Linked DNA regions of Mus musculus: regions 1 and 3 are each linked to region 2. Evidence: chromatin loops called from intact Hi-C (ENCODE). Cell type or tissue: left cerebral cortex. All regions are shown on one strand. Region 1 has its middle 7.6 kb from the start of Gm35024. Region 2 holds the start of Gm39376 (a long non-coding RNA gene). Region 3 has its middle 81 kb from the start of Gm35024.

Region 1 (8,000 bases), 250 kb before region 2:
CTAATTGGTTGTGTGTGTGTGTGTGTGTGTGTGTGTGTGTGTGTGTGTGTGTGTGTAAGAGTTTTTCTAACAAATTCATACTCATGACTTATGATGCTTGAAATTGCTTTTAATTCCAATATTGTGAAAATTCTACAAGAGAATTAGCATATTCTGTAAGTTGTTTTATTAGCATTTTAACTGATGCACACACAGAGTATAGTGTGACACTTCCTTACATGTGTATAATGCGTAGTTATCAATCTTGACAATTAACATGCATCACCCCAAGCATGTGCCATTTCTTTATGTTAGGAACATTCAAAAATCTTCTCTTGTAGATATTTGAAATGTACAATAAATTATTGTTAAAAATCGACATGTTACATTTCTATAAAACATCAAATTGTCCTTTTCATATCTATTATTGTTGCCATTCCTTTTAAAATACATATTTTGTTCCAAAGAGACCTGGTTAAGCCAATTAAAGGTTGTGGGGGAAAAATAAGTATGTGTTAAAGTGACCAAAACTATTATATTTTCATCACAGACACTTTCTAATAAAATGATCCCATTGGCCTCCATAAATCTAAACAAACCCAGGATAAACTCAGTATCAAAGACAGTCTTAAAACAAAAATGAAAAGAAAAACTCACAGTTTGTGTTAATCGCAAGATTAGAAAACCTTAAGGGTGATGAAAACATTAGACAACAGATGGGGTAAAGACCAAGCAGTCGCCATGTAGTTAGAAGCTTCGCTTGGCCTGGGCTGTCTTGTTTCTATCAGATATCACGGCTCCATGAAGCAACTCCAACTTCCCCAACTCTAGCTGAGGAAATCAAAGGTCCTGCCCATGTGTCTGTGAGAACAAGCTAGACCGCCACTCAAAGCAGTATAAAGGCTCTTGGTCTAGAAAGCATACTTTTTGAAGATTATAGATCATCTTATTTATTACTTCCTTTATTTTTGAAGACTATGTTAAATCATTTCTCTTTTCCCTTTTCTCCAAACCCTCCCATATATGCCTCTTTGCCCTCTTTCAAATTTAAGTTCTCTGTTTTCATTAATATAACTTACTAAATACATAAATGCAACCCTCTATGTCTATATAATGTTACTTGTATGTTTTCACAAAGAACTGCAGGCAACTAAGGAATGCAAGAACGGGAGAAATAGTCTTCCCCAAAGAAGAGCATGCCAACTGGTTATCCAATACCAAATGGCCAACAAGTTCCATTTTTAAGTGGTATCCCACAGAGGCTCAACTTTTGTCCAGGAATAACTGGGAACCTAATGTTTTGTTTTTTGTTTTTCGGGTTTTTTTAAAGAAAAGAAAAGAAAAGAAAAGAAAAGAAAAGAAAAGAAAAGAAAAGAAAATCCCATAAAGTTCTACCATGAAGTATTCATGAAGACTGTGGCACATCCTGGAATCAGCTCTTGAAATTTCTAGTCCTTGGTCTAATATAAAGAAAGATGGTGGATGCAATCATTCTTACAGGACTCTCTGGGTGCCTGTAAATGATCACCTTTCTTTGCAAAGGCCTGGTAAGAAAATGCTTCCTGAAATAATCCTGGCAGTGCCATCACCAGCAATTATGTGTGCTGTTATTGGACAGAAACCAGGGGTTAAATCTTAGTCTGCATAACCAACAGTTATATAAAGCTTTGCCCAATACTCTTCTACTCCCCTGCTCACTGGGTAAGTACATGGGTTTTGATGGGTTTTTTTTTCTTTTATCCCTTCATCTATTCTTCTCTTATACAATACTTCCCAGCTGCCTCCTCCTCTCCCTCCATTCTTCCCAGTAAGATTTAATGAACATTTCCTACTTTCCTACACTATTAATTCTTTGCACATGGTAAGTGCCATTGCAGGCACAATGCCATCTGCCTTCTCATGCATGAGAGATACTCAAGTATCTTTCAAATGACACACTTGCACAGCTTTCTGACTTGTGAACTAAAACAGCTAAAGCATTGTCCAAACAAGAAAAAGAGTAATTAACCCAACTTCTATAACCATTTGTCCTCTCCTGGCTCACCCTCCCAAATCACAAGCTCCCTACCATTTCCCAAGCCTATGCTGATTCCAACCAACTGGACCTTCAACATCCTAACTTAAAACCTAGAAAAGAGGAAAAGGGTAAGCAATGTAGTCAGTGAGCCTCGCTCAAGAGAGAAGCAAGGACTCTGGCTCTGGATCAGCAGATAAATCCAAATAGCTCATGCCACCTGTCGGCCAACTCCTTGAGCCAGGGGAGATTATAAAGCTTCCAAATGCAATCCAGAGACAGACTGAAATTTGGACAGGCAAGTACATAAGTGAATCATTATAGTTATTCCATGAGGCCAAAATCTACCTGGAAGACCACGTTGAAACAGAGTTTTCACAAGTTAAGGAGTTTGCTACTCGTGGTTTTCTTGTCCACTTTTGAAATTCAAATAATTGTAGGTTATTTGGCTTTCACAGTATTGAGTGTTCTATTTAAAATGTGTGTCAGAAAACCCTAAAAGAAAAAAAAAAAACAACGCATGATCATATTCTTAGATGCAGAGTAGGCCATTGGCAAAATCTAGCATCCCTTTATAACAAAAGAAGTGCAGAGACTAGGAGTAAAACAAACATATCTCAACATAATAAACATAATTTAAAGCAAGCAAACAGTCAACATCATCCTAAATAGAAAGAAACTCAAAGCATTTCACTAAAATTAGGAAGAAGACAAGGATGTCCACTCTTTTCCATCATCTCTTACCTTTTCACCTTATTAATGTTCAAAATGGAGTTCTAAACATCTGTCCTTGTAATCCTCCCAATACCTCATCCAGAGTGCCATGAACCACTCACTACGCTCCTCTGTGACAATGAGGAGTGCATCCTGAAGGAAACGAAATGACTAGCCAGAGAGAAGGGAACAAATATCCACTGAGGACTTAGGATATTCTCAGGACTCAGCAGAGCACCTTGCAAGTGAGTCATCCCATGCCGTGAATGAAGACAGACGCTACATAACATCCTGGATATAAAAGAGGAAACGACGGTTTCCCCGTGGCTCAGCAGCCAGGGCAGAATTCGAGTTTGTCTGCTTCCATTTTTCAGCAATTACTTACTGAGTGTCTTTGACCTTGTGCCAAGCACTGTGTTAGCTACTGCACTTGAAATATTGGGAAGTATAAAAATGAATAAAACAGAACTTGGCTTCAGAAAGTATCTCATGCTCATGTTCAGTAGAGAGATTCTGTCTTCTGTGGGTTGTGTTCATCCCCAGGCCTGTGCATAGGAACACTGGGATGGGAACCAGAGTCCTTTCCAACTGCCCTTACTTAAGAGACTCAGATTTTAGGAAGAGGGCAGGAAGGATGAGTGGGTGCAGTTGAAAACGCCTTACAAGTACTGACCAGGGGAGAGACTTGGTGTTGAGAAAACAGAAGGAATGAGCAGATGGGATGAGTGTTGCAAAATTAAGTGCCTTTCTTTTAGGAGAAAAGACTTGGAATTCATCTAAAGAATTGCTTTCCCTCATCATTCTCTTCATCTCCAATAAATAGTCTTAATCCCCCAAATAGCTTTCGTTAGGGTTTATCTCTGGAAAATGTTACATTCTAAAAATTCCAACAATTAATGTTGTCCCATCAAAACTATGAAGTCTTTTAAATAGTCTGTTCATGATTTATAGTGAATTTGCCTTCTATCTGGAAAAGCAAGAAGTGAAGTATTTGCACAGTAGCTGCTTTCCTCTTCATGTGGTTTGAATCAAACTAATCCCACTTTTGGATGAAAGTTATCGTGGATTTGATGTTTATGATACACAATGGTATTTACTGGGTATTACGAAACTGCATTCATCTCTGCTTTTGATTCTTCCTGCTCCTTTGAAGTCAAAATAATATAAAAGCATTTCTGCCTACGAGGGAGAGAATTATGATAAACCAATAGAGAGATAAGTAGTTTCTGAATGATAACAGTCATTTCCTGCAATGGTTGACCTCAACACATGACTGTCGATCAAACCTGTTGTGATCTTCCCTTTCAGAGTGAACCTGAGTCTGTACAGAGCATCCTGTGTGCCTGGAGAAGCAGCTCTCAGCTTCTGCCTGCCAGGGATTCATTCCTCTTCCATCAGCACAGCTTCCTGGGCTTGTTTATGAACAATCAGAAGACTGACACCCCTCCCCCCAGCATCCTCAACAAGAGGCTTTATTCAGTACAAAATGACAGTAACTGATGATTATTCACTAATGCTAGAGCAAAACTTTAACATGCATAGAGACAGAGTTATGTAGGCTCATACTGTCCCATGCTGTCTTCAATCACACATTGATAGCTGTAGATATAGATCATAGTACTCTATGTTTAAATACAAAGCATTGTGGCTTATAACCAAAGTAAATACTTTAGAAAGAAAGATAATGCAATAATTCTTTCCTAAAATATTGAGCTCATTATTTATTGGTTGTGGTGAAGGCATGAAGCCAGGAAAAAGGATTTGTCACCATCCCACTTGGGACCTCAGATAAATGTGATCAGAGCTGAGCTGCAGCCCAAGCTGGACATGATCTCAGCTCTTCTTGTTTTTCTTTTTGTTTTCTCTGTTATTATACTCCCCTTATTCCTCTCTTGGTGAGATTATACCCAGGAAGAGTTGAAATGAAAAAACAGACAGGATAAATTTTAAATTTTTTTTCTCTAATTTAATCAACTTATTTTCAAATAGATCCTTTAGTTCCAGCAATTGTATTGTTTTTAAAGTTATAGGTAAATAACTGCATCAGGTTGAGAAAATGTATTTACTCCCCTGCTGTTGCTCAGGAGTTCTGAAATTGTTAGTCATACTGGAAGTGGTTTATTCGGCCAAGTCATCAAATGAAGAGAACTCAGTTCTGTGCAGTGGATTTCACAGAAAACTGACAAGCTAAGACTGATCCATCAAGAACAGTTACAGCAGCCTGAGGGTGTAGCTCAGTTCATAGAGTGCTTGTCTGTCATCCACAATGCCCTGGGTTTGATGCCCAGCATAAAAAAACAAAACAAAACAAAACAAAAAAAAAAAAAAAAACTAGATAGTAGTGCCTGTCTATAATGGCATCATTTGGGAGATGGAGACACGAAGATCAAAGTTCATGGTCATTCTCGTCTACACAGCAAGCATGAGAACAGGTGGGACTACATGAGACCCTGTCTCCAAAAAGCACTTTAACAGGAACCATTCAGAAATAAAATCTTCATACTCTTTGTTCTTATTTGTGTTTAAACAAATATATAAATACATATAAAATTAACCATATTGCTAAAATTTTGCTATTGCTAGAATTCATTCTGCTTTATTCTTTGCATAAATATTTCTGAGCTAGTTTACAAATGGGTCTTAGTTTTTCTTTCCCTTTGTAGACGCACAAAGTGCTTCAGCTGGCAAGAGAAGAGGAAACAAGAGTAGAACCACAAATGCATCTTGACCTCCATCTGTCACCCTGGGTAAAAGTAATCACCATGTCTGGTTCTTGGCACCCCCATCTTCCTGTCTAATACCTGGCTTACCAGTTCTTCCCTTGGCATTCCTTATACACCCCTTCTGGTCTACACCCCGGGGCTACCTTTGATCTTCCTGATCTGGGCCACACCCTCTTTATTCAACCTTGGTTACTCACACTTTTTACTCTGAAAAGAACCAAGGACCTGGTGTAATAACCATCTCTTACCACAGGCTACAGATCATCAGATTTAGGTTCCAGTATCCATACACTAAGCCCCTGGTTTAACTTAATGCTATGCTACCTTTTTGCCTCCATTTGACCCCAGAGTTGTGCTTGTGAGAACTTGGGTTTATTTGCAGACAAAGATATACTTTCAACTTCTTGGGTCACATTTCCTTTTCAAGAGTCATAGATGTTTCTGTGGACCTAAACTGCTAGAGCCAGAGCCTTAGCATCCATTCAAGCTCTGTAATGAGTAGGTCTGGCCCAAAAGCTAGATTTCCAGGTCAAGACCACACAATTCATTGTTGAATCCTGTCTAGAACTTCTTCAATGTCAAAAGCTACAAACAAAGACCTGCAATGGCTGTTATTCTTCAGTGGATGGTCACAAAAATAACTATTGCAGAGAGATAGGAAAATAATCGACAATAAAGAATACAACTTCCAACATAGTGTTGCATTAGCCAATGGGGAAAATTCCTAATATAACGCTAAGACCCAGTATGTGGTATTAGATCTCAGAATTGAGTACAAAGGGCATCTACGCAGCAGTAGTTTTTAAAAGACTACCTGCATGTGTTGAATTTGCCAAAAAATAAACATACTCAAGTAATTGTAGATTTCTTTCACTATGGAACAGGAGAGTAAAAGTCAAGGAAGGAAAAAGACAGGCTGAACAGTATTTGTTGTTGATAATTGATGTGTCAGTGTTAAAACGTGCTGGTAGGTTACCCAAGCATAAATTTTCCTCCAGCCACTAAGACAAATAGGCAGCCAACCTTTACATCTGCAAAGATAACCTCCACTCCTCAACCATACAACCTTTGGGGAAATGGCAACTTCATATCCAACAAGAAAATGCAGGAGAGAGCATGCTGACCAGATAACTTTAAGAATAAGAATGTTATTGTGGTCAAAAGATAAGAAAGTGTTCAAAGAGTGAACAAGATCTGCTTAAAGGATGCAGAGGGAAGCTTATCATTCCACAGACACCAGTGATTACTTGAACATCAAAGTAACTCAATACAGTGATGGCTTATAACTCATCAAGCAAAATGGAAAAACATGAGCTCATGCTGCTACAATAAAAAGAATCACAGCTTTATGAAGACTAGGATATTTGCAAAATTCAATGTATTGTCTTATAAAGTGTTCATTGGTTATGAAAATAGTAACTCTGTATTGGAGCAACATAGCAGACATTAAATTAGCCAAGTGATATGAATAGGAAATTTTAAAAGGTTGGTCTCATGACAGGCATGCAAATAGGACATGACATTATCATACATAAATGGAACAGTTGGGAAACCAGTGGAATTCCAGGATTAGACAGCCAAAAATAGCATCAATATTAAGTTTTCCACATCAAACTTTTTGTTTTTGTTTTTGTTTCTGAAACAGGGTCTTGTATATCCCAGGTTGGCCTCAAACTCATTGTGTAGCTATGGCTTTGAATTCCAAATCTTATTGATTCAACCTTCTTTGTTGACATCAAATATTATGTGTGACATTTCTCTCTGGAAATATGTACCAAACTATTCAGAAGAAGAAGAATAAGGAAATATCATATCTACAATTGGCAGGCAATAGAATAGAAGATGCTTTTACATTATACTTAAAATTTCTGTTTGAAACTTTTGAAAAATGTTAACCTTTCTTATTTATCTATCATCAGCTAATTTAAATAAAGATCTGCAAATATGACAATTGAATATTAAAAGTAAAATTATTTTATCCTCTGAAATTATTAAATATTACAAGTAAGATGACAAGACCAGATATTGGCTATCTTACTGAGCATATCTGGAGTTTCCTCCCTAAAAAATTAAACATGGTACTGGGGCCATGCTACAATGGGCTAATGCAGCATTTCTTCTGTCATTGATGGCATGATAAGCTTCATTTGACCATTGCCCACTTTTCATTTACAAACCAAAATACAATAGACTTTCCTTTTCTGCAAGATTCACTAAATACACCTTGTGTGAAATGTTCTTGAGGGAGTAGAAAATGCATCTGTAATGCCATAAATGAAGATACCTCATCTTGGATATCAAGAGTGAGCCATGTACACGTATTCAGAACATAAAAAAAAAATTGACACATCACAGCTCCCTCGTGTTTTTAGAAAGAACAATTAATACCTGTTCCAGTCAGGAATGAGAAGTGGATTATTTGCTAATACTCCCATTGTCCTCAGGAATTCTTGATCCGAGGTTAATGTAGAGTTTGCTCACTTGAACTGTTCAGCTAGACATATATTATATAAGCATAAGAATTTTAAAAATCAGAGTTCTTTGATGACTGGGCTGTCTGACATGTAAAT
Region 2 (8,000 bases):
TTCAGATTAACAAACAAAATGTAATAAAGTAATCCTGTCATTCAGAAGATCAGGTTGCAAAGACTCTGGCTTCTATCCTGCTAATGTCTTTTGCTCTCTAACTTACTGACTCCAACAGAAGTGGCTGCCATCTTGAAAGTTTCTGTTTGGAAAGCAACTGCCAGAAAAGAATGAATCCTATCCTCAGCTACTTTGAGTGGGCTGTAAAGCCTTGGGTGACACGATCCCTGGCCTCACTGGAGCTGCAAACATAGCAAGATCCAGACTTCTCCTCCGTTCTTGTTCCACAAAAATAAGGAATATGTGTTATGTGAGCCAATCTATTATGAGGTGTTTTTTATGAAGTTGTGGATAACTAATGTAACTGAGGGTGAACTTTGTGTGTAGAAAGGGGAAATATTGATGGAGATTTTGATGCTTGCAAGTGATGGTTTATAGTTAACTATGTTTTCCAGGAATCTTTGATTGAAGGTTTCTGCCCCATAGAAAAACAAGAACAAAATCCATGGAATGAAAACAGACTATAGAACAGGCCATTCTACTTTTTTTAAAAAAAAGTATTAGCATCACCTTCATTTATACATGGTAATTAAAAAATAATTCACAGGTCTATAAGATCTCTATTACTAAGGTAAAATCCTGACTTGTCAATGTGGTACATACCTTCAAATTTTCCAAATGATACCTATAAACCACAGCTAGTTATTTGACCTTCTCTTCATGGAATGTATGGCACGCTTCTTTATTTAAAAAAAAAAGTGTGGAGTTTAGGTTAACCCAGAAAAATAACATTTTACATCTATGTCATATATATCCAAACACAAATATCTTTTTAAACGACTCAGTTGGGGGCTGGTGAGATGGCTGAGTGGTTAAGAGCATTCATTGTGTGGATCTAGGTTCAATTCCCAGTACTCACATACTGGTGCTCAACATCACTAACTCTAGGTCCAGAGGATCCAACACTGCCTTCTGCCCTCCACAGGCACCAGGCATGCATGTGGCATAGAGACATACATGTGACCAAACCATTCATACACATAAAATTAAAAATGAATCTTAAAACCATTTTAAATTAATAGAAAATAAATTTAACTTATCCCATTGGTTTTACTACAAAAGTATGAAATTTATTTTACGTTCTTTTTTCTGAAAATTAGATTATACTTTTTATACTTTGCCAGAAATATTTTTAAATAAATCTTATTTCTTCTTTAGTATACAACAGGTTTTTTTGTTGTTGGTTTTTTGTTTTTTGTTTTGTTTTGTCTTTTTGCTTCCCTACTTGTAAGGCCTAGGAACTCACTAAACACAAATCTCAAGTTCAAAAGCACAGCTGAATAATTAAGAACAAAAGCACTGTCCATGCTATGCTTATGCTTGGGACTTAAATCAAGTAGCATGCCAGTGCCAGCCTCCCAGACTACAGTTGCCTAGGAACTAGGCAGCATCCAAGGATGTATGTGGGGACCAAATCAATGTAGGAATCAGAGATGAACATCACTGAGCATAGAGACAGAGAATCTCCAGGCACTGATCCACTGAACCAAAGCTGCTGAATTTCTTTTTCTTTTTTTTTTTTTTACTAAAATAGATTTTATTGTGACAGTAGTGAAATTACTCTTCTACAGATATAGAACTATGTTCTGTGCCAAGCTATCTAAAATTCTGGTATTTTTCCAGACAGCATATAACATGTATTCCTATGTTATAGAGTGGTGGTCCTTGTGAGTGAATGTTAATGAGATTCCAGATGAAATGTAAATACATACCAAATAGGCCTTTCTCCCATGCTGCTTTCTCCATCACTCCCACTCTCCAGCATACAACTCCTGTTTTGGTTTTATCACTATGCTTTGTTTGAGGTACATCTGTGGAGAAAGATGTAGGTGACAAGTTATAGAAACATAGTGACCATGGTTAATTCCTTTCTCCATTGCCACAAGCAAAACCTATGAGTTGTCCCAGTCTGTTGTGCCCTCTGTTTCGTAAATGAGTGTCTACATACCAAATCCCGTTGGAAGCTGAAAGTTTATTCTATACCTCTGAACTGACGGTTTTTACCTGCTTCCAAGGTCAATATGTGATCACATAAAGGTTATCAAATAGTACAGAAGGTCTACTAAATTTATTATATGCCTTAAGAGACATGAAGACTGCTGTCAACCTACTGACACTGGTGTTGGTGAGGTTACGTGCAGCAGGGTCAGGTCATCATGATATCATAACCAGCTGAGGGAAAACTCCATTCAACACACAGCACTAGGGTCACTAGGGTTATATCCATTTCCTAGGGTTACAGTAATAACAGAGTACCACAAACTAAGTAAGTGGCTGAGACAGCAGAGACGTAATGTCCCACAATTTCAGAGGCTGCAATTTCAAGATCAAGATATCAATTGAGCTGCATTCCTTTGGAGTGCATAGTATCTGTCCCAGCTCTCCTTTAGTAGTTTCTTGGTTTGTAATATCATAAGTGCAGCCTTCACATGACAATCCCTGGGACACATGTCTAGATGCAAAGTCCTTTTTCCAAGAATACCAGCCATATTGAGCCTGGGTCTTAATCTACTCTAGTACAACCTTAACTGTCACATTTATAATGACCCTATTCACAAATGAGGCCACACTGGGAACTACACATTCAACATTTGGAGCATGCCACAATTCAACCCGTGAAAGGGATTAATAAATCAAGATTAAGAATAATTGGTTTTCCTCACACACTGTAATAGGCCAGAAGGACTGCCTTAGAAGGGTAATGCTATCAGAAAGCCATTGTGGAATAGAGACTTGACTGGTTAGCCAAGGTAGACCTCGGAAATGCATCTACGGAGGGAGTGTCCTGCTATATCACTTTAAACACCAGTAGCAAACAAGCCTGTGGTGAACCCTTAGCATGAAACTGAGTATCAATAAGACTTGGGGAGATGGGGGAGAAAAGCTAGCTTTCTGGGCCATTTAAGAGAAGATTCCATAGAACCATTTAGTTTCTCAGTTGAAGTCAGAAACCTAAGGGTACACACAGTTCCTGGGTTGTAGAGACTGAGAGCCCAGATGTGCTGATAACCCATCTAGTATCCTTTCCCTACACCACAAAGATTAAAACTCCAAAATGAGTTCCAGACGTCCAGGCTCAAAATATCAACACTATACATTACTTATCCCTGAATGTAGGTATCTAAGAGGCATGGATATCCAATACAACACACTCACCCAATTTAGCCTGCTGCTGGCTCTTAACAACTGTAAGTTAACACTGCCCTCTAGAGGTCTCCTACTCAGTTTCATCCCTCCTGAGCTGCCTTTCCTATATGGAGTGTGTCCAGTCAATTGCTCTCAACCACACATTCTGTACATAATTAGGAGGACACAGTCAGTCACCAACCAGAAGACAAAGACATATTTCCTTAGCATGTGCCATAGTTATATCTCTTGTCTCACAGAAATTCTGTATAATTCACTTGAACTCATTTATGTGGCTTCATCTCTACAAAGTGACACATCTGAATCCAACGGCAACATTCATCTCTAACTATGCAAAACACCCAAAGGGGCCCAAATATTAAATTAGAAACACAGAGACCAAGCTTCTGATGACTCGTGTCAGAGGAGGGTGATGAACTGGAAGGAGTTGAGTGAAATTCTGTCTTTGTGTTCTGTCTCCCAGCTCCATCACCAGAAGCCCTTAGACAGGCATCAGTGAGTTCACTAGTCTGTGTTTTTCTCATTTGGTTCTAAGCCTTTCCAGCAGATGCTCCAAAGTCAAACTGAGTCTCTGGAATCTTAAATTCTATGACCACTTCTGCTAAAAAGATGTGTGACCTTGACTGACTCCGCTAACCTCCCTTGTTTCAATTCTGTCTACTTTAAAATGAGGGTCTGTGTTTAATTATCTCAAAGGACCCTTTCAACCTTCATCCTTTGTAACACTCTGCAATCAATTCTACTGAGTGCTATATCTGGGGTCCATATTCCAGAAAAGTCCTATTTAACATCACGAAGCATCCATATTAGAAATAAAGTTGTTTGGCAATGGGTCAAAGAGCCAGAGCAATCTTCACACCCATATGGCCATTTCAAATATCAAAATATTCACTGAATACGTGCCACTGGGAACAATAAAAACTTCCCCCAAGAACTTTCAAACACTCAAATACATTCTATGATTTTTGACTATACCTTTCACTCTGGCAGCTAAACTGTTAAGAAACATTGTTTCAGCAATGACAAACTTCAACGAAGCAACATAGTACACACCTGCAACACCAGCATATGGAAAGCCAATGGTGGAAGATGATGTAGTCATCCTTGGCTGCATAGTGAGACCTTGTCTCAAAACCTAAACAGAGGTCTGAAGATGTAGTTAGTTGGTAGAGGGCTTGGCTCCTTATACACAAAGCCCTGGGTCTGATCCCCACACTATCTGAATTTCTGAATTGAGTATACTGGCATATAGTGCTATCGTCTCAGAACTCAGGAGGTAGAAGGAAAATGATCAAAAGTCCAAGATTATCTCCAGCTACATATTAAGGTTCAAGGAAAATCTGAGATAAATGAGACTCTGCCTTTAAATGTGTGTGTGTGTGAGAGAGAGAGAGAGAGAGAGAGAGAGAGAGAGAGAGGGAGAGAGAGAGAGAGAGAGAGAGAGAGAGAGAGAGAGAGAGAGAGAGAGAGAGAGAGAGACTTGCCACATACATAGAGTAGTTGTGTCTACCAATAAAAATAAAAAACCTTTTGGAGCCAAAATCAAATATTCCTCTCCTAAAACGTGAAATGTAATCTAAAATCTTTATTTCCATTCAATTCTACCCAATTGTTCCTGCCTTGTTATTTTAATAATTTATTAACTAATAAAATAATATCAATCCCTACCATCATACTTAAAACCTACAAAATTGTAAGGAGTAAATCTAATATAGAACTCATTTGAGGGGATATTTTTGGACAAATTAATTGAAGACACTCAGAAACAATTCCATGTCCTTCAAACAGGCAACCAATCAACTCCCTTTGTAGCTCTGATGAGGTGATTTTCTATGCAATTATTACCTATTAGTATATATAATAATATATTAGTATATTATTAATAAAAACCCCGTAAGCATCTCATTGCTGTGATTGACTCTAGTTCTTAGAAATTTCACTTGTTAAATTCTCATATTTACAGGAAAAATAGATGCCACACATCTAAAACCCTTGAAAGACCTCTCTACCCAACCTAAAATTGTCAGTGCTCTGAGAAGACGTTTTCCTTTTTGCCAACTTCTGTGTGGCACCTTAGAAGAAACTCAAAGACTTCAATCATCATTAGCAGGGAGACATGCACCAGAGGAAGCAGCTATGGAATGAGCTATGGGACAAGGGAGATCTCCAGTCGGAACTGCAGAGGATGTGCCAAGCTCGTGCTCAGACAAGACAGTTCAGACTCCAGAGGTCAGCCCAGGGGGACGATGCCAGCAGCAAACATCCACCAGAGCACAGGCTGTACCGTTAGGGTGGTTGGTGAAAGGACTGCACGGCCACTGGAACCCACTTCCACTGAAGTCAGATGGCATGGTGAGTGGCATTTTCCATGTGCCACCACGTTCAGTCAATCTGTTAAGGCTTTTCAAGACTTCTTCAACATACATTTTTGTCACGGAGATTGGCATTTATAGACATTGGCAAAAGAAAGTGGAGAAAACACAAATACAGGTCAACCATCACCTCTCCTGATCCACAGGTTCTGCCCAAGTTCCTTAGACTCAACCAAAGTTACCAGGTGGTGAGGATGCCTGCGTTACATACATACATACATACATACATGCATACAGGGTTTCATTTTGTGTCACTGTTCCCCTGAAGAGTACAATACAATGGCTATATACATGCTATTTTATATTTATATTTATATTTATATTATATTTATATATATTATATATTTATATTATATTCATATTTATAGTATATTATGTATATATAGTATATACAGGGTTTCATTTTATGTCACTGTTCCCCTGAAGAGTACAATACAATAGCTATATACATGCTATTTTATACTTATATTAATATTATATTTATATTTATACAAATATATATTTATATATTATATATTTATATATTTATATTATATTTATATTTATAGTATATTATGTACTGTAAGCGACTCAGATATTATGTGAGGAAAGTAGCAATATGTGTACATGTTATATATAAATACTATGTGATTTTTATATAAACAATATAAGTATCCAGGGATTCTTTTAAACGTGGGGCCCTGGAACCAATCACTCCTGGATACTGCAGACTAATTATAGAGAGAAAGATATCCTATGCTCCCACACTAGAGTGGTAAATATTGTTTAAAAGCCTATACAATTCAAAGCAATCTCTTCTCAACACAGTCTCAAAAAGCTAAGAGAGTTTTTACAGAAACAGAACAACTTTTTACAATTCAGAGGGAGTCACTAAAAACCCCCAGTAGGCAGAGTTATAAAGCTTTAGTAATAAAAGCAGCAGGTTAGTGCAAGAAGGAAGCTCGAAGTGTTCTTATCGATCAATCAATCAGTCTGTCAATCGGTAAGATAGCTCAGCTAATCAAAGTGCTAAGTACAAAAGCCTGACAGGGTTTCAGCTTCAAAATCCACACAAGGGTAAAAGGAGAGGACCTGCTGTACAAAGTTAACATCTGGCTTCCATACACACCGAGACATGTGTGAGCCTCCCCACCCCACACACTAAGGATAGTAACGATAATAGCGGTAACTTTAGAATGTTAAGTATATGAGGCAGATCATATGCCAGCACACTTGATTTGACCATTTCAAAAGTACCACAGCATAACATGTTGTAAATAATATAACTTTCAATTTTAAAAATTTATGCTTGGGAGGTGCTGATATTAGGATGTAAAGTAAATTAATGAATGAATGAAAAGTTATATTTTTACAGAAATAAATAAGGAATGGACATATTTGAATCTGATATTTCTATGGCACCACCCCCACCCCCACCCCCACCCCCACCCCCATCACCCACAAATATCACAACATCAGCTGAGGAATCCCAAAACTGTGTCAGAAATGACATAATGCCAGACACTCTTAGGAGCTTGAAGGGCACCATCTAAGAAACCCTCATCCAGATGCAGTTTCCTGAAACCTAACAAACATGCTTGTTCCTAGGGCAACCTAACATTACGGGAAATCCCGAATGAAATGCTAAGACTTAGCAAAAACAACACACAGGTGACACACGTTGGGACGGATCTGGCACGCTCAGGTCCTAACAAGGGGTCAGATGAGGGTAGAGTAAGTTTCCAGAGGAAGCTTTGCAAATGAAAGGCTCTACCCCAGACAGGAGACAATGGTGATCTATAGACAGAAGTAAGAAAAAAAGAAAAACCTGTCTGCGTCTCTTCCCCTGCCAGGCCAATCTGACTGTATCAGGACACTCCATTCAAACTCTCGGGATCTTCTGCTGCCTCTCAGGCATTCCCACAGTGCATCAACTGCTTGCCGGGACAGGACTTGAGCGCTTGCTATGCAAAGTGTACATGCACCAATGAAAAGTTCTTGAAAATGAAACAATACTGAGTCTATTATAATGCTGGGTTTATTATAGTTCATATGTTCTCCGATAATTATGGGACTTGGTATATTAAGAACACTTGAGAGTAAATGTTAGGTTGAAGTCCTTACAGAGGAATAGGAGCTGCTGCTGCTGCTGCTGCTGCTGCTGCTGCTGCTGCTGCTGCTGCTGCTGCTGCTGCTGCTGCTGCTGCTGCTACTGCTGCTTCAGTTTCAAGGGAATATCCCCCCCCCCCGACCCCTGCACCGAGAAACCTAGGTGCCTTATTTGTACGCAAGGGTTGGGGGAGAGACAATATGAAAGGGTGTTTCATGCCTTGGCTGTGCGTTGCTGAATCCTGAGAAGTGAATTCTTTTGATCTCTACTTTCTGAAACATAAGGCACCTGTAAGGCAGATTCAGCCACAAATAAAAGGCATGTAAATGTGA
Region 3 (8,000 bases), 320 kb before region 2:
ATTCAGGGCAATCTATCAGAAGTAAAGCGGGGAGAGAGAGTAGGAGCAAAGAGGAAATATGGTGCACAAAATAAGTATACAGGCCTTTCCACGGGTCTTGAACCTGAGGAAAAGTTTAGGTCAGGTAAGAATACCTGGGGAGAGATTAGAAGGAAAGAAAAGAAAAAAGATCAATCAGCGGAGGTCTCTAGGAGAAGGAGCCTATACTCATCACTAGATGAGCTCAAGGAGCCAGTTCTTAGTAGTTCTGAATCAGATGAATAGGCTATTAGGGCCTGGAAGGCGCTCTCCTGAGCAGGTGAGGCCACTGGACAACTAACAAAGATCGTCCAGAGACCTCAGGAGTCATTCTCAGATTTTGTGGCCAGAATGACAGAGGCAGCAGAGCGTATTTTTGGAGATTCAGAGCAAGCCGCACCTCTGGTAGAATAGCTTATTTATGAGCAAGCCACGCAGGAATGCAGAGCGGCCATAGCCCCAAGAAAGAACAAAGGTTTACAAGACTGGCTCAGGGTTTGTCGGGAGCTTGGGGGACCTCTCATTATGCGTTACTTCCATTCAGTATGAGAAATTTACTAGGGCAGCTAATTTGTCAAAAAGTCTTTCTCAGTATATGTTACAGGATTGGACGGCTGAATTTGAACAGACCCTTCGGGAATTGAGACTTGCCATCATTCAGGTCAACTCCACGCGCTTGGACCTGTCCCTGATCAAAGGATTACCCAATTGGATCTCCTCAGCATTTTCCTTCTTTAAAGAATGGGTGGGATTATTTGGAGATACACTTTGCTGTGGATTAGTGTTGCTTCTCTGGTTGGTCTGTAAGCTTAAGGCCCAAACTAGGAGAGACAAGGTGGTTATTGCCCAGGCACTTGCAGCTCTAGAACATGGTGCTTCCCTGATATATGGTTATCTATGCTTAAGCAATAGGTCGCTGGCCACTCAGCTCTTGCACCCCACGAGGCTAGTCTCATTGCACGGGATAGAGTGAGTGTGCTTCAGCAGCCCGAGAGAGTTGCACGGCTAAGCACTGCAGTAGAAGGGCTCTGTGGCACATATGAGCCTATTCTAGGGAGACATGTCATCTTTCAAGAAGGTTGAGTGTCCAAGTGTCCTTCTCCCCAGGAAAAACGACACGGGAGCAGGTCAGGGTTGCTCTGGGTAAAAGCCTGTGAGCCTAAGAGCTAATCCTGTACATGGCTCCTTTACCTGCACACTGGGGATTTGACCTCTATCTCCACTCTCATTAATATGGGTGGCCTATTGCTCTTATTAAAAGAAAAGGGGGATCTGTGAGGAGCCGCCCTCACATTTGCCATTATAAGATGGCGCTGACAGCTGTGTTCTAAGTAGTAAACATAATCTGCACACGTGCAGGGGCAGTTTTCCCGCCATGTGTTCTGCCTTTCTCGTGATGACAACTGGGCCGATGGGCTGCAGCCAATCAGGGAGTAATATGTCCTAGGCGGAGGATAATTCTCCTTAAAAGGGACGGGGTTTTGCCATTCTTTTTCTCGCTCTTGCTTTCTTGCTCTTGTTCTTTTTCTTGCTCTTGTTTTTTTCTCTCTCTTGCTCTCTTGCACTCTTGCACTCTTGCTCTCTTGCTTTCTTGTTCTTGTTCTTTTTCTTGCTTTCTTGCTCTCTCTTGCTCTCTTGCTCTCTTGCTCCTGAAGATGTAAGCAATAAAGCTTTGCCGCAGAAGATTCCGGTTTGTTGCGTTCTTCCTGGCCGGTCGCGAGAACGCGTGTAAGATAAGTACATTTCACAATAGGTAGGAAACTATTTATGAACCTGTTTGGAATTTATATTTCATTTGTTGAGAAGCCTTAGTAGATAAAGGGAAAAATTAAAAATTAAACTCAAATATACTATGTATTCCTCAGCAACAAAAACATGTACTTTATAAAGTCTAACCATCTATGAATAGATAAGCCATTCTCAACAGTAGTTTCTGAAGTTCACTAGCTCAGATGGCAAGACAGGAACTCACCAGGCTGGCGTTCAAGTTCAGTGTCTGTGGGAGAGATAGCGCTAGTCAGTTTCTGGACCACAAATTATATACCTAACTCTTGTCTACCAATTAAAGTGTATGACTTTGGTTGTGAGGACGGCCAAAAAAAAGAATGTGGCTGTCTTCTGGTAATGTCACCACTGGGTAAAACCACCTTAAGAGTTAGGCCTTGTTGGTGGTAAATCAGTGTGTCATTAACACATAAAAGAAGGCAGCACTTTAATGTACCAAATGAATCTACTGTCGGTACACATTCATAGAGATGACTCTGTTTTTGAAAGCCTGTGAACATCTACAAGCAAACACTCTTCACTTTGTCCCTTTCCTTGTGGGTCTCATTCTCTGCTTTCTGTAAAACGTATCCATTTGCAGACTGGCTTCTGGGACATGGACCAAACAAAGCATCAGGGCAGCTTATGCATTTTCATGATGCCACTTCTTGACAGTAATTCTTCAGTCCTATTTTATGGAAATATCCAGCATCAGAAAAGCAGAGTGTTCTGTACTCAAAGATTTCATGTTATAGCATTCAGAGGCCACAGAAAACTCAAAATGTAGCAAGATGGACTTTCCAGCTTTGTAACTAGATGTCTTCCCTTGGTTTATTCTCTGCTGCCACATAGAAAGAGCAAAGCAAGAGAAAACTGCACATCTGTATGTTGAGAAAGTAACTAGAGCCATACCTCTCACCATCCACAAAATCAACACAAAAACATGAAAGGACTACATGTTTGACTTAAACACATGCAATCACTTCAAGGTACCAGTGGGGAATGGTTTTTCTTAGCAGGATCCCCCCCCCCCGCCCTGAAAAGAGGAAGCCAATCCAAATGTAAACAAATGGAATTCTATCAAATTAAGGGCTTCTGCACTGCAATCAACACTTAAGAGATAGATCATAGGATAGTAGGAATTATTTATTAACCATATGTCCAGCAAGGAATATAAAAAAAATCAAAAACTCTCAAAATAAACCCAACCCATAAATAATACAATTAAAGTAGACCAAAGGTCAGAATAGATATTTCTCAAAAGGAAAGATATAAATGGCCAACAAGTGAGGTTTAAAAGGACATCATTAATCATTAACCTAAATAATTGATCAGAGTCAGAACCACAGGGAGATGTTATCGCCCCTCACGAAGAATGGCTGTTATCAACAAGACTGAAGTGTTAAGTGAAATGAGGCATGCCCAGACAGACAAAAACCACATGTCCTCACTCACTGATTAAAAGGTACAGTCTCATGGAAGAACAGAATGGAATATTGGTCAATAGAGTCTAAGACAGGCACAGAACAAAGAAGTAAAAAAACACAGTTAGGCAGGAGAAATTAGACCTGGTTTTCTCTTCCATACGCAGGGAACAATTTTCTTTACAAGCTAAGATATACTTCAAGGTAACTGGAAAGGTACAAAAGATCTCAACATGTAAAAATGATTAATGTTATGCAGAATTTAGAACTTTTCTTCCTTCCAGCCCCAAGATCCTAGAAATAAGACTCAGACCCAAAATATATTTACAAATACTTTAGCCATACAGCTAGGCTTTTCTCTTATTAGATCATAACTTAAATTATCCCATTTAGTTTAACCTACATTCTGCCATGTGGCTAATTAACTGTGCTCAGGTACTTTGTTTGCTCCCTTCAAATATTCTTGGTTAATCTGAATCTCCCTCTCTCCCTTCTCCTCTTTCTAGCTGGCACATATCCTATCCTTTTCTTGATTCTGCCCAGCCATTGGGTGATCAGCATTTTTTCACAAGACAGAAAACAAAAGGTAAGAATTACTTATAGGAACTTGAGACAGGAGATTCTTGGTTTATAGGCATTAGAGTTCCCTGTATGAATTGGATCAAGATATGAGGGCAGAGAAATCAACATTTGAATGGTAAACTTTACACACAATGTACAGAAATAGTGTGCCTACATATTGGATGATACAGAAAAGCTAATTACCACAGTGTAATTATGACAGAATATATATGTATGTGTTTGTATGAATTTATATATATATATATATATATATATATATATATATACATACATATACATGTGTATGTATATTATTATCACACAGTACTTCATACTTCATGCACACACAAAACATTTCATAACACAGAGAAAGAAGTATTAAACAAGCAATAGCAATTGAATTGGTGGCCCTTACTGCATATTCCCTTATTATAGCATCTAAAGTTCCCTTTGTGAATCTAGGTTTGGAACAACACTGAATATTGACCTCTGCATTGACCTTCCCATGCAAATGCACATACTTTCCTATGCACATATAAACACATACACACACACATACACACACATACACACACACACATACACACACACAAACATACACACACACAAACATACACACACACATACACACACACATACACACACACACACACACACACACACACACACACACACACACCATTATGTTTTCATGAGGATGTTGTCCATTAGCCACTGGCTATTTGTCACTAAGAGGATTTCCTGCGTGCTGAATTAAGTTTTGTTTTGTTTTGTTTTTTTCATGGAATGCTAAACTTTCCCCATCTTCATGCTTAACATTTGTGTTTGTATCTATTTCTCCTCACTACATAGTATGCGTGTTCTACAGATTTTTTTTTTTAGGATGAGCACAAGCCAGTCACAGTCTTAGTGTACACATTGGTATCCATATAAATAGGCATATTATCATTATAACATAAAGGACAGGTAAGAGAAGGAATCCTGAACACAAGAGAGAACACTTAGCCTGTATTCTAGAAAGTCCAGACTGAGTTAGAAGCTGATACAAAGGTTCAGAGCTCAGTCATGTGCCCTAAATTCTGATCTCTTCATGGACTGTGACTGCTCTCTACTGGACAGAAACTCTATCAGCCAGTCATCAGTGTGTTAGTACCTCGGAGGAGAGTAGGTACATTATTTTACGAAATAAGAGAACTAAAGAATCCACTGCCAAATCTACTTTTTATAGAGAATATGGTTCTATGTCATAATTAATATTTTGAAGTTTTAAATATTTCTAAAAGAAAAAGACATATGCATTAGATTTATTTTAAAATGTGCTTTAATTTTTTTAAATTTTATTAGATATTTTCTTCATTTACATTTCAAATGCTATCCTGAAAGTCCCCTATACCCTCCCCTTTCCCTGCTCCCCTACCCACCCACTCCCACTTCTTGGCACTGGCATTCCCCTGTACTGAGGCATATAAAGTTTGCAATACCAAGGGGCCTCTCTTCCCAATGATGGCCGACTAGGCCATCTTCTGCTACATATGCAGCTAGAGACCTGAGCTCTGGGGGTACTGGTTAGTTCATATTGTTGTTCCACCTATAGGGTTGCAGACCCCTTCAGTTCCTTGGTTACTTTATCTAGCTCCTCTATTGGGGGCCCTGTGTTCCATCCTATAGATAACTATGAGCATCCACTTCTGTGTTTGCCAGGCACTGGCATAGCCTCACAAGAGACAGTTATATCAGGGTTCTGTCAGCAAAATCTTGCTGGAATTTGCAATAGTGTCTGCGTTTGGTGGCTGATTATGGGATGGACCCCCGGGTGGGGCAGTCTCTGGATAGTCCATCCTTTCATCTTAGCTCCAGACTTTGTCTCTGTAACTCCTTCTACTGCCAAGTTCTTTCTAGCCAATTCAATTTATATCATCATTTACTTAAACATCTTAACTCTTCAAACAACATTGACTTCATATGCTTCTTTTTAAAGAGAAATACACTATTCCCTTTATTCAACACACACATGGACACACATACACGTGGTAGTAGTAATTCCCCATTGATCTTTTACTATTTTAAAACTGACAAAACAATCAGACATCAATTTTGAAGCTAGGAATCTATGATTTCCAGTTCTGAAAATACAGCAGCATGCTTGTAGATACTGCTTTCCTGACACTGGCATCATTCATTCCAAGCACTGTCGCCACTGCACCCCTGCTGCGTTAGGAAAAGTTATTTATTGTTCACCCACCATCCTCTTATATACCTCTGTATGAGTAAACAATAAAAGATATTGTGACAAAAAGAAATATGATGATATTGCAACCTTACAAAAAGAAAACAAAGAAGCACAAAACAAAAACATCACAAAATAAAATTTAAATTTATAAAATTACAGAGAATCACATAAAGATAAGCTTTCTTACATTTTTTGATTTTCAGTTCAAGTACACATATATTATCCACAATATATTGCAGAACACATTATATATGTAAAATGTGTGTGTGTGTTGTATGTGTAAAACATTTTCATTAAAGGAGTTTTCAAGCTGACTCATGGAGTTATACAATACCTAAAGGAATGCCCCATGAAATAACCAGATAAGGTTGGCTTTTAAGGAGACAGTTTCCGGCATGCCAGTTTTTATACACCCCCTTTTCTACTTCCTTATATTTCTGGGAGTCTCCTTTCCAGATGGGCATTTCCCTCCTATTTTCAACAACCAAACTAGATTTCTGTCTTGCCCTATAAAAACTCCAAAAGAAATTCAATAGGTTTTTTTTGTCTCTTAGAAACTCCTCCCAACTCTTCAGTTTCTCTTACTTACTCGGTTTCTCACTTTTCTGTAAGTATTTTTAGTAAGGCTTGCTTCAGATTCACCCACTCCCTCAAGAGTCCACATCTTTAATCTTCATGGTGGTGAGACAGAGACAGTGAACTCAGAGTAGCTGTCCTGGGTCTATAATTGATGAAACTGAGTATCTAGTATTGTAGGAGTCATATACAACTGGACCATGAAAGGTGCCAGCATTCTCTGCATCACATCTGCCCTCCACAGCACTCTGTGTCTCCAATGCATAGAATTTACCTTAATTTTCTAGACATGCTTTTTGTCCCATGTTTCATGTGGTTCCTGCCCCACCATGTCCTTTTCTACTCTATTCTTTGTTCTCAGTATTTCAAGCTCCAGTTCCTGTTCTGGCTTCCAAACCTTCTTTCTTGAGTGCCAACTCCCATACTCTCTCAAAGCTCAGTTCAGCTCTCTCATAACAGGGCTTCCATGCTTTCATTGTAGCTGTTTACTTTAAATGTAACTGTTCATATACCTGTATCACATCACAGACAAAGAGTGGAACTTTTTAATGTTATATAATCATTGTTGAGTGGTATCTTTTTCAAACAGGATCTCAGTGAGCCTGGGATAGGTTTGAATTTGCTGTGTAGACTTGGATGACTTTGAACTCCGGGTTTTCCTGTCTCTGTGTCTTAAGTGTTGAAATTAGTGCTGTGTCCCTACCATATCCAGTTTATGAAAATCATTTCCATTTTAATGTGTTCAACTCTATAATTTCATTTTAGACACCTGACCTGGGCTGGACTGGACTGTACACACACACACACACACACACACACACACACACACTCATGTGCACACATTCCCTGGCTTCTTCAATAAGGCATAATTTTTGCCTGAGGTTCTGGCAGATTACTACCATTTCTTTGAACTCTAAAGTGCTAAGATCTTGGACACACCCTATCTACATTTAGGAAAAGTTTTGCTACATATGTCGGCTGACATGAGAATTTCCTACACATTTTCAACTTGAGCATACTACACTTCATAATTTTCAAAGCACAGATATTTTCTATGGTTCAAAATGGTCAGTTGATCATTCCTAAGCTTTCAACATGAATGTTCATAGATACTGAGTGACTTCAATTAGCACTCAGCGTCCACAGTATCGCCACTGAGATAATGAAGTCACATTGCTTTTTAAGGCCAGAAGGGGAACAAAATAAAGTGATTCTTATACTGCTTGGTTTACTCTACAATAATCTTACCTCAGGAATAAAGGCTATTATTTCTATTCATGCACCCTGAACACTTGAAATATGTTTTGTAGAATTGTATTCCTTTGTAGAAACAAGTGTCCATGTAACTTAGCAATTAAAAACCTTTCAGAGAAGAAATCAATAGCATTTGTTTCACCCTATATATATTTAGTTATAATTTCTACACT

Evidence for each region. A loop is a pair of places that touch in the nucleus more often than their neighbours do. Peaks named below come from ENCODE experiments on the same cell type or tissue, not always from the same donor. Only the 100,000 strongest peaks of a DNase experiment are listed, where the experiment ranks them.
Region 1: it touches region 2 in a loop (2.5-fold over the local background); 11 of 42 quality-filtered maps call a loop at or near these places.
Region 3: it touches region 2 in a loop (4-fold over the local background); 8 of 42 quality-filtered maps call a loop at or near these places.

The regions. Positions count from the first base shown.
Region 1 is chr9:79,033,375-79,041,374 of GRCm38, reverse strand. No RefSeq gene overlaps it. Among named protein-coding and RNA genes, the nearest start is that of Gm35024, 7.6 kb to the right of the region's middle. In left cerebral cortex, no CTCF peak of the experiment used is centred here; DNase peaks (open chromatin) are centred at 3,140 and 4,133.
Region 2 is chr9:78,783,325-78,791,324 of GRCm38, reverse strand. Gm39376 (a long non-coding RNA gene) reads right to left here and starts at 5,698. Exons shown (of 3, transcript XR_870938.2): 1 at 5,492-5,698; 2 at 4,261-4,342; 3 at 1,773-1,871. In left cerebral cortex, a CTCF peak has its summit at 3,277 (motif pointing left); DNase peaks (open chromatin) are centred at 1,483 and 3,261.
Region 3 is chr9:79,106,664-79,114,663 of GRCm38, reverse strand. No RefSeq gene overlaps it. Among named protein-coding and RNA genes, the nearest start is that of Gm35024, 81 kb to the right of the region's middle. In left cerebral cortex, a CTCF peak has its summit at 4,890 (motif pointing left); a DNase peak (open chromatin) is centred at 4,865.